Linked DNA regions of Homo sapiens: region 1 is linked to region 2. A link is an interaction called in ENCODE POLR2A ChIA-PET data of the cell type or tissue named here. Cell type or tissue: MCF 10A. All regions are shown on one strand. Links, peaks and the distances in the headings refer to the core of each region. The heading gives the core; the rest is flanking DNA. Region 1 overlaps CPHXL (cytoplasmic polyadenylated homeobox like). Region 2 overlaps CHST6 (carbohydrate sulfotransferase 6).

Region 1 (5,373 bases), core at 299-5,298, 240 kb before region 2:
TTCTTAATCCTGAGTTCTAGTTTGATTGCACTGTGGTCTGAGAGACAGTTTGTTATAATTTCTGTTCTTTCACATTTGCTGAGGAGTGCTTTACTTCCAGCTAATGTGGTCAATTTTGGAATAGGTGTGGTGTGGTGCTGAGAAGAATGTATATTCTGTTGATTTGGGGTGGAGAGTTCTGTAGATGTCTATTAGGTCCGCTTGGTGCAGAGCTGAGTTCAATTCTTGGATATCCTTGTTAACTTTCTGTCTCATTGATCTTTCTAATGTTGACAGTGGGATATTAAAGTCTCCCATTATTATTCTGTGGGAGTCTAAGTCTCTTTGTAGGTCTCTAAGGACTTGCTTTATGAATCTGGGTGCTCCTGTATTGGGTGCATATATATTTAGGATAGTTAGCTTTTCTTGTTGAATTGATCCCTTTGCCATTATGTAATGGCCTTCTTTGTCTCTTTTGATCTTTGTTGGTTTAAAGTCTGTTTTATCCGAGACTAGGATTGCAACCCCTGCCTTTTTTTGTTTTCCATTTGCTTGGTAGAACTTCCTCCATCCCTTTATTTTGAGCCTATGTGTGTCTCTGCACGTGAGATGTGTTTCCTGAATACAGCACACTGATGGGTCTTGACTCTTTATCCAATTTGCCAGTGTGTGTCTTTTAATTGGAGCATTTAGCCCATTTACATTTAAGGTTAATATTGTTATGTGTGAATTTGATCCTGTCATTATGATGTTAGCTGGTTATTTTGCCCCTTAGTTCATGCAGTTTCTTCCTAGCCTCGATGGTCTTAACAATTGAGCATGTTTTTGCAGTGGCTGGTACCAGTTTTTCCTTTCCATGTTAAGTGCTTCCTTCAGGAGCTCTTTTAGGGCAGGCCTGGTGGTGACAAAATCTCTCAGCATTTGCTTGTCTGTAGAGGATTTTATTTCTCCTTCACTTATGAAGCTTAGTTTGGCTGGATATGAAATTCTGGTTGAAAATTCTTTTCTTTAAGAATATTGAATATTGGCCCCCACTCTCTTCTGGCTTGTAGAGTTTCTGCTGAGAGATCCGCTGTTAGTCTGATAGGCTTCCCTTTGTGGGTAACCCGACCTTTCTCTCTGGCTGCCCTTCCCATTTTTTCCTTCATTTCAACTTTGGTGAATCTGACAATTATGTGTCTTGGAGTTGCTCTTCTTGAGGAGTATCTTTGTGGTGTTCTCTGTATTTCCTGAATGTGAATGTTGGCCTGCCTTGCTAGATTGGGGAAGTTCTCCTGGATAATATCCTGCAGAGTGTTTTCCAACTTGGTTCCATTCTCTCTGTGACTTTCAGGTCCACCAATCAGACGTAGATTTGGTCTTTTCACATAGTCCCATATTTCTTGGAGGCTTTGTTTGTTTCTTTTTATTCTTTTTTCTCTAAACTTCTCTTCTTGCTTCATTGCATTCCTTTGATCTTCCATCACTGATGCCCTTTCTTCCAGTTGATCGAATCGGCTACTGAGGCTTGTGCATTCGTCATGTAGTTCTCGTGCCGTGGTTTTCAGCTCCATCAGGTCCTTTAACGACTTCCCTGCTTTGGTTATTCTACTTAGCCATTCATCTAATTTTTTTTCAAGGTTTTTAACTTCTTTGCCATGGGTTCAAACTTCCTCCTTTAGCTCGGAGTAGTTTGATCGTCTGAAGCCTTCTTCTCTCAACTCGTCAAAGTCATTCTCCATCCAGCTTTGTTCAATTGCTGGTGAGGAGCTGCGTTCCTTTGGAGGAGGAGAGGCACTCTGATTTTTAGAGTTTCCGGTTTTTCTGTTCTGTTTTTTCCCCATCTTTGTGGTTTTGTCTACCTTTGGTCTTTGATGATGGTGACATACAGATGGGGTTTTAGTGTGGATGTCCTTTCTGTTTGTTAGTTTTCCTTCTAACAGTCAGGACCCTCAGCTACAGGTCTGTTGGAGTTTGCCGGAGGTCCACTCCAGACCCTGTTTGACTGGGTATCAGCAGCAGAGGCTGCAGAACAGCAGATATTGGTGAGCAGCAAATGTTGCTGCCTGATCGTTCCTCTAGAAGTTTTGTCTCGGAGGAGTACCCGGCCGTGTGAGGTGTCAGTCTGCCCCTACTGGGGGGTGTCTCCCAGTTAGGCTACTCAGGGGTCAGGGACCCACTTGAGGAGGCAGTCTGTCCGTTCTCAGATCTCCAGCTGCGTGCTGGGAGAACCGCTACTCTCTTCAAAGCTGTCAGACAGGGACATTTAAGTCTGAAGATGATTCTGCTGCCTTTTATTTGGCTGTTCCCTGCCCCCGGAGGTGGAGTCTAGAGAGGCAGGCAGGCCTCCTTGAGCTGCAGTGGGCTCCACCCAGTTTGAGCTTCCTGGCAGCTTTTTTTACCTAAGCAAGCCTGGGTAATGACAGGCGCCCCTCCTCCAGGCTCGCTGCCACCCTGCAGTTTGATCTCACACTGCTGTGCTAGCAGTGAGCGAGGCTCCATGGGCGTAGGACCCTCTGAGCCAGGCGCAGCATATAATCTCCTGGTGTGCCGTTTGCTAAGACCATTGGAAAAGCGCAGTATTAGGGTGGGAGTGACCTGATTTTCCTGGTGCCGTCTGTCACCCCTTTCTTTCACTAGGAAAGGGAATTCCCTGACCCCTTGCACTTCCCAAGTGAGGCGATGCCTCACCCTGCTTCGGCTCATGCTCGGTGCCCTGCACCCACTCTCCTGTACCCACTTCCCAACACTCCCCAGTGAGATGAACCCAGTACCTCAGTTGGAAATGGAGAAATCACCTGTCTTCTGTGTTGCTCACGCTGGGAGCTGTAGACTGTAGCTGTTCCTATTTGGCCATCTTGGCTCAAAAGAAATATTTAATTGAAATATAGCATGCATGCCAAAAATAGCAAATATTTATACATGTTTAATTTAACTAATGTTCACAAATCAACTACACTCGTGGAACTCAGCACTCAGATAAAGAAAACTTAGTGGCACCCAGAGGCCTCTGTTCGCTCACTTTCAGGCTCCCGATTCCATTCCCTCAGTAGCCCATGTCCTGCCTTCCAATCAGTATAGATCAGTTTTTCCTGTTTTACCTTACGGTGATGAAATAATAAAATATTCTTCTGCAATTAGTTCTAATTTTAAATATAAATTCTCAAATCCAGATAGTAAATATGTTAGGCTGTGTCGACCCTAGACACATTGGAGCCTCAACTACTAAGCCTGCTGTTGTGGCTTGAAAACAGCCATAGGCAATGCATAAGTGAATGAATGTGATGGTGTTTCGATAAAACTCTATTTACAAAAACAGGCAACTGGGTGGATCTGGCCCATAGGCCTAGAGTTAGCCAATTCCTGCTTTCATTTGTAATTTTATTATTGTGAGTAGCTATGAGGTCACACGTGGATTTCATCTTGGGAAGGGGAGGGAATCTATGGTGCTAACACTGTTGGGAACTCTTCTTTGGTCTGGTTATTACCAATATTCTCTAATGCCCTTCTCGCTACTTATACTTTTGTCAGGTTTCCCAGCTGAAGAGGATCATCATAATGAAGAAAGACAAACAAAGAATAAAAGAAAAACAAAACACCGACATAAATTTTCTGAAGAATTACTGCAGGAACTTAAGGAAATATTTGGAGAGAACTGTTATCCCGATTACACAACTAGGAAAACACTGGCCATCAAATTTGATTGTCCGGTAAATGTGATAGATGTAAGTTCAAGACCTCATATGTATATTTCCTAGATTTTTTTTTTTTTAGACAAGGTCTCACTCCTATCACACAGGCAGATGCACAGTGGCATGATCACGGCTCACTGCAGCCTCCATTTTCCAGGCTCAGGTGATTCCCCCACCTCAGTCCCCTGAGTAGCTGGGACTACAGGCACACACCACCCCGCCAGGCTTTTATGTTTTGTAAAAAATGGGGTCTCACCATGTTGCCCAGGCTGGTCTTGAACTCCTGGGGTCAAGAGATCTACCCACCTCAGCATCCCAAAGTCCTGGGGTTACAAGCGTGAGTCACCACATCCAGCTGTTCCATATAAAATTAAAGGGCAATAAGTACAGATGGAGGTAGAATGCAGGGGATTGGATAGGAAGGTACAGAATTCGAAGAAATGGGAAAGTGCAATCAAAATACATATGTATATACAGTTAATCCTCCATCTCCACTGGGTCCACATGCACAGATTTAACTAACCACAAATGAAAAATATTTGGAAAGTTAAAAAATGAAAATAAGATGGGCGCTGTGGCTGATGCTTCCAGCCCTGATCATACCACTGCATTCCAGCCTGTGTGACAGAATGAGACCCTGTTTCAAAAAAAATGTGAGAGGAGGTTGCAGGTGTGGGGGTGGGGAGCAAATAACAATACAAAAATTTTAAAATGATACAAATGTTAAAACAATACAGAATAAGAAATATTTATGTAGCATTTGTGTTATATTAGGTATCAGGTATTGTAAGTCATCTAGAGATGGTTTAAAGCATATGAGAGAATGTGCATAGTATATATGCAAATACTACACCGTTTTATATATATGAGGGCCTGAGACATCCTCAAACGTTGGTATCCATAACCAGTTTGAGAGAAAATTGTACACATGCACATAACAATATGAAAAATGTAAAGAATTAAGCAGTATATAGCATTTCATCGCATAAGAAAATAGTATTATGTACTTGTGAAAATACAGTGAGTATGTATTGTAAAAACTAGACTGCAGTGAGGCAAATTTGGAAGCAGTGGATGAGTTGATGCTGCTGTAGTTAGTGGTGGTGACGGTGGTTTGGGCCAGCTTGCTAGCTGTGCAGGTGGATGGTACTAATGAGACTGTAGATGTTTGAGATGGAGCTGACAAAGTTTACTATGTGTGGGTTATGCTGTGAAAGGTAAGGTGGACTCAAAGGTTACTTGGACGTTTGACTTAAGTCTATGGAAGATGAAAGTTGCCTTTTACTAAGGAGGGGACCTAGGGAGGGACAGGTGTGTCAGAGAAATCAAAGTTTACATTTTGGACACATGAAGTTTCATATGTCAGATAAACATCCAAGTGGAAACACTAAGTGAACAGTTGAATATGCAATTCTGAAGGGTTGGGAGAGCACTTAGCTAAGATATAAATCTGAGAGTTGTCTACTAATGAACTGACTGTTGGGTGGGTAGCCCCTAGTAGCTTCAGGATGAAAGCTGGAAAGATCCAGGCAGGATTAGAAAATTGAGACTTTCAACCCCACCCTCCAACTTCTGGAGAGGAGGTGGAGCTGAAGGTTAAGTTGATCACCAATAGCCAATGGCTTAATCAATCATGACCATACAATAAAGCCTCCAGAAAAAAAACAAAGACACTGAGTTTGAAGAGGGTCCAGATACTTGAACGTGTGGAAGTTCCTGGAGG
Region 2 (5,373 bases), core at 297-5,296:
CAGTTGAGCAGATGTCCCATTCCTAGGCCAATAGTTCTGTGTGGGCTGGGGGGGCAGGGTCAGTGTGTGGAATATAGAGGTGGGTCTGTCTTGGGACACATGACCCTTAGGAGCCGGGAGTGGTGGATCAGCCCCATCTGAGCCACATGCACTTTTGAGTGGGTGAGGGTGATTCCCCAGGGAAAAGCCTAGAGACTGTTATCAGAAGGAAAAACGGGTACTGAGTGGACAGAACCAAGCATGTCCAGTGCACCTGTGCAGTGCTGATCCTCACACTAGTCACCGGAGAACAGGTGTTCGCTTGCGAAAAACCACAATCCAAAGTTCCGGGTTGCTCACAGGCAAGAAGGGAAAGCAAAGTACAATGCAGGGCAGAGTGGGGCATGCCTTGACAGGCACAGAGGAGGTGGCTGCAGGCGAGGCTGAAATGCCTCCCAGTGGGAGTCAGGGCTGCGCACTCATAGCATGGGTGAGGGAGTTGGGAGAGATGGAGCTTGTTTGATGAACACTGATTATTCCCGGCCATCTGAAGCCTGGGATATGGGAGATAAGGCTGGAAAGCTGAAGGTTACTGAAAAGGAGAATGACAGGATCAGATGTGTGGTGTAGGCACCTCTGGGGGCAACTGTACAAGATGGACTGAAGGGAGGCCAGGTGGGGACTTTGCTGGAATCCAGGAGATAAGGATGCAGCCAGGACCAGCATGACCCTCCCGCGGCTGGATGTCCAGGCCATCCACTGGGACACCATCAGGTCCCTTGACCGTCACATAGCCAGATGTGTCTTCAGTGTCCCCAACTTGATTGTCAGCTCTGCCAGGATCGGGATCCTGAGCACTGGCTTTCCTGGATGAATCTTTTGCTGATCTTATCTCTTCTCTATTTTCCAACCTTTATCTGTCATTTATGTTTTTTGTTCTACTTTTCACATCTTTTAAATTTTTCTTTCAACGTTTCTAATATCTAATGCAATTAGCCCCAAGGAAAACTAAGGGAAACAAGAAAAAACAAGAAAGGAAATGTACTCTCAGTACTTCAGCTGTGAGCTGTGAGCTTCAGCTGTGAGCTGGAGTGTTTTGCTCTGGTTTTAGGTTTTTGATTTTTTTTAAGAAAGAGGGTCACACTCTGTTGCCCAAGCTGGTGAGCAGTAGAATGATATAACTCACTGCAACCTTGAACTCCTGGGCTCAAGAGATCCTCCCACCTTGGCCTCCCAAAGTGCTAGGATTACAGGCACGAGCCACCGTGCCTGGCCTCCAGGCATATTTTATCCTTTCTCAAGCTATGTGTAGTGTTTTGACAAAAATAAATTTTAAAAAGAGTTAATGTCAAAAAAAGTTTCTGTGACTTAAGAAGGACCACTGCTTAGGGTGCTCCTCCTGGGTACCAAAACAAGAAACAGAACTTTCTATTCCCTTTATGGCCTCTTGTACTTTTTAGTTCCACCCTCCTCCTGAAAAAATATGATCATTTTCATCATCATCATCACCATCATCACCATTAATTACTTGTTGGAAATTTAAAGCAGAATTGCCTCTGAGGTTGGAAGGCTGGAGAGGGCATGAGAGATAGGAAACGTCACTTTCTTCTGCCTGACTGGCCTTGTGCTCTGGTGTGGGGCTGTGTCTGCCCAGGGGGTGTGGCCTCTTTTCCTGTCTTCACATATGAAACATGAGCTGGCAATGCCCTCATCTTTACCTTGAGTTTTTTTGTTTGTTTGTTTTGTTTTTGAGATGGAGTCTCGCTCTGTCGCCCAGGCTGGAGTACAGTGGCGCAATCTCAGCTCACTGCAACCTCCATCTCCCGGGTTCAAATGATTCTCCTGCCTCAGCTTCCCAAGTACCTGGGACTACAGGCACTCACCACCACACCCGGCTAATTTTTGTATTTTTAGTAGGGTTTTGTCATGTTGGTCAGGCTGGTCTCGATCTACTGACCTCTAGTGATCTGCCCGCCTCAGCCTCCCAAAGTGCTGGGATTACAGGCGTGAGCCACCATGCGTGGCTTAGAATTTTATACAACACCTATGTGTTAACTTTTCCAAAAAGTAAACATATAATAAATATGTGCCCCTCATCAAGGGAAGACTTTCAAGGGGGAGATAGGCCTTCCAGGATGGGAAAGGGCACTGGACAAAGGCTCAGGACTGCGACACCCACCACAGAGCCCTGCAGTGAGAGTCTGGTTCTTCGATGTATTTATGTATGTTTGTTTGTTTATTTATTTATTTACTTTTTGAGACGGAGTCTCGCTCTGTCACCCAGGCTGGAGTGCAGTGGTGTGATCTTGGCTCACTGCAACCTCCACCTCCTGGATTCAAGCAATTCTCCTGCCTCAGCCTCCCGAGTAGCTGGGACTACAGGTGCCTGCCATCATGCCTGGCTATTTTTATATTTTTAGTAGAGACGGGGTTTCACCATGTTGGTCAGGCTAGTCTCAAATTCCTGACCTTAGGTGATCCACCCGCCTCAGCCTCCCGAAGTGCTGGGTTTACAGGCGTGAGTCACCGCACACCCGGCCTATTTATTTATTTATTATTTATTTATTTTTGAGACAGGGTCTTTCTCCGTTTTCCAGGCTGGAGTGCAGTCACACAGTCTCTGCTCACTGCAACCTGTGCCTCCTAGGCTCAAGCAATCCTCCCACCTCAGCCTCCTGAGTAGTTGGGACTACAGGTCCGCGCCACTGCACTGGGCTAATTTTTGTATTTTTAGTAGAGATGGGGTTTGGCCATGTTGCCCAGGCTGGTCTTGAGCTTCTGGGCCCAAGCAATTCACCCGCCTCAGCCTCCCAAAGTGCCCTAATTACAGGCATGAGTTACCGTACCCGGCTGGCTCTTGGATTTAAGCCCCTGCCCTTCCTCCTTCTTACTGGATATTCATGTCTCTGAGCCCCACTGCTTCAATTAAAACAGAGAGGTATGGTCATTTCTGCCTCCCAGGGACTTGGGATGATAGCATTTAATCATGAAGACAGAAGTACCTATCACAGGGCCTGCCTGACTTGTTCTTCCTAATGTCAAAACCTTGGCCCAAATGTCTACTGTGCTGAACGTAAGGCTCCTATCAGAATGCTCTCAGCTAGGAACTGGTCTTCTGGAGACTCTGTGGCGTAGGATGATTCAACCACCTTCCTAGTTCTTGAGTTTCAGTAATAGGATCTCATAGCAGTTCCTGTAGTGTGTGAGTCACTTAAGAAGACCTCTGGCTTCCCTGGAACACAGGTAACAAATACCTTGGCTTGGGATCAAGATCCTCCCTACCCAGGGAAGGGCTGAGCTGGCCAGGACAACTGTGTTTGGGCCAGAGCAGCAGGGTCCTGCACTCTGCAGGGAGCAATCACAGGTGGGAGAAGCCCACAGCCTGGGATCAGAAGTGCCAGAAGCTTAGGAACAGGAGTCCTGGGGTCCCAGCTTTCTCGCTGTCTCTCCAAGCCTTGAGTCTTTCACCTGAAAAATTGACATCATCGTGCCCACCTCAGGGCCCGTTGAGTTAAGTCATCGCGTGGACTTGAAGCACCTAGCACTTGTGATCATTGAAGTCAGAAAATGAGTTCCCTTCTCTTTCGGCGCCCCATTGGCAGGAAGCCAACCATCGTCAGCCCACTGGCACTGGAGGAGCGTTGATCATGTGCAGAGCAGATGAGTGGCTACTCTCCCTGTCTTCCAGGTTTTCCCAGAGTGGCTGTGGGATCTGGAGTCGGCTGGTGACAGAGCTGCTGGGCATCCTCCACCCACCCCTGTTGCCTCCTGATGAGGGAAATGGGCAGAGAGGAGATCTGCTCACAAGTTAGACCCTGGCTTCTCTCAGTGGGCGATGTGGACAGGGGAAGGGGGCAGGCAAGGAGCAAAGGATGCAGGAGCAAGGAGAAAACTTCCAGGCTCCTCCCTTCCAAAGTCACCCAGCCTTGAGATCATTGCAGATGCAACAGGTGCAAACAGAAGAACACTTTGGGACCTTGGAATGCGGGAAGCTGGCTCAGTGTTCCTTCCACCCTGTGAGACATGTGTGACATTTTTGTTGTTGTTGCTGTTTTGAGACGGAGTTTCCCCCTTGTTGCCCAGGCTGGAGTGCAGTGGCATGATCTCGGCTCACCACAACCTCTGCTTCCCAGGTTCAAGTGATTTTCCTGCCTCAGCCTCCCTAGTACAGGCATGTGCCACAACGCCTGGCTAATTTTGTATTTTTAGGAGAGATAGGGTTTCTCCATGTTGGTCAGGCTGGTCTCAAACTCCCAACCTCAGGTGATCTGCCTGCCTTGGCCTCCCAAAGTGCTGGGATTACCAGCATGAACCTCCATACCCGACCTATGTGACATTCTTAAGGTCCACGAAAGGGCTGGTGGTTGGAGGCCAGAGGGTGGCCTGTGAGATACTGGGATTGGAAGAGTAGGTGGCCTGTGGGTGTCTCCTCTGGGGGGAGACTCCCCAGGGGGAGGGGTTCCTCCTCTCCAAACAGTAGCTCAGCACAGGGACAGTAACAGTAATGGGGGCATGTGTGTAAGGAATGCTTTCCCAGGCCCCCTCTTCATAGGTGTTTGCAGCAGCATCTCACAGCCCTAAGAGGTTAAATGTTGCACATCCCATCCTACAGAAGTGGAAATCGAGCCTCAGAGAAGTTGTGTCGCTTTTGGGGCTATCTTCCCCTGTAGAGTGTGACTCCATCGCCCTCCTGCTTTACCAGGTGCTGAGGAACCTCTAATCATCTCCCATGGATTTGTGATCAGCGTTGCAGCTCTCCCAGCAGCCCTGGACAGTGGTGAGTCCCCTCAGCTGGCCGGGACAGTCCTCTGCTCTCACCTCTCTGCTTCTCTGGCTCCATCCCAGCTCCGCCTCAGCTGGTCTCCTTGCAAACCCACAGGGCTCCAGGACATCCTCCCTCTGGAGCCCATGCTGCCTTCAGCACTTCACCCCCTACCGGTGATGGCAACAATTGGTGTTCTTTGTCCACTTTATTTATTGGCTCATTTTTTTGTTTTTGAGAAAGAGTCTCACTCTATTGCCCAGGCTGGAGTGCAGTGGCATAATCTCAGCTCACTGCAACCTCTGCCTCCCGGGTTCAAGCGATTTTCACGTCTCAGCCTACCAACTAGCTGAGACTACAGACATGCACCACCATGCCCAGCTAATTTTTGTATTTTTTTTGGTAGAGATGGGGTTTTACCATGTTGGCCAGGTTGGTGTCGAACTCCTGACTTCAGGTGATCTGCCCACCTCAACCTCCCAAATTGCTAGGATTACAGGCATGAGCCACTGTGCCTGGACTTATTTGCTCATTTTGATATTGTACTGTATGTTTTGAGTCAGAGTCTCACTCTATCGCCCAAGCTGGAGTGCAGTGGCATGATCAAAGCTCACTGCAACCTCAAACTCCTG

What was found. ChIA-PET counts read pairs that join two places held together with the same protein. Peaks named below come from ENCODE experiments on the same cell type or tissue, not always from the same donor. Only the 100,000 strongest peaks of a DNase experiment are listed, where the experiment ranks them.
Region 1: POLR2A ChIA-PET joins it to region 2 with 5 read pairs; 2 of 35 experiments call an interaction of 5 or more read pairs at or near these places.

The regions. Positions count from the first base shown.
Region 1 is chr16:75,716,575-75,721,947 of GRCh38, reverse strand. It overlaps CPHXL (cytoplasmic polyadenylated homeobox like), which reads left to right. Exons shown (of 3, transcript NM_001355613.1): 2 at 3,490-3,683. Among named protein-coding and RNA genes, the nearest start is that of CPHXL, 7.2 kb to the left of the region's middle. In MCF 10A, for the core only: no CTCF peak of the experiment used is centred there; no DNase peak of the experiment used is centred there.
Region 2 is chr16:75,481,200-75,486,572 of GRCh38, reverse strand. It overlaps CHST6 (carbohydrate sulfotransferase 6), which reads left to right. Exons shown (of 3, transcript NM_021615.5): 2 at 4,682-4,756. Among named protein-coding and RNA genes, the nearest start is that of CHST6, 12 kb to the left of the region's middle. RefSeq lists an enhancer at 288-447. In MCF 10A, for the core only: a CTCF peak has its summit at 4,925; DNase peaks (open chromatin) are centred at 362, 1,642 and 3,162.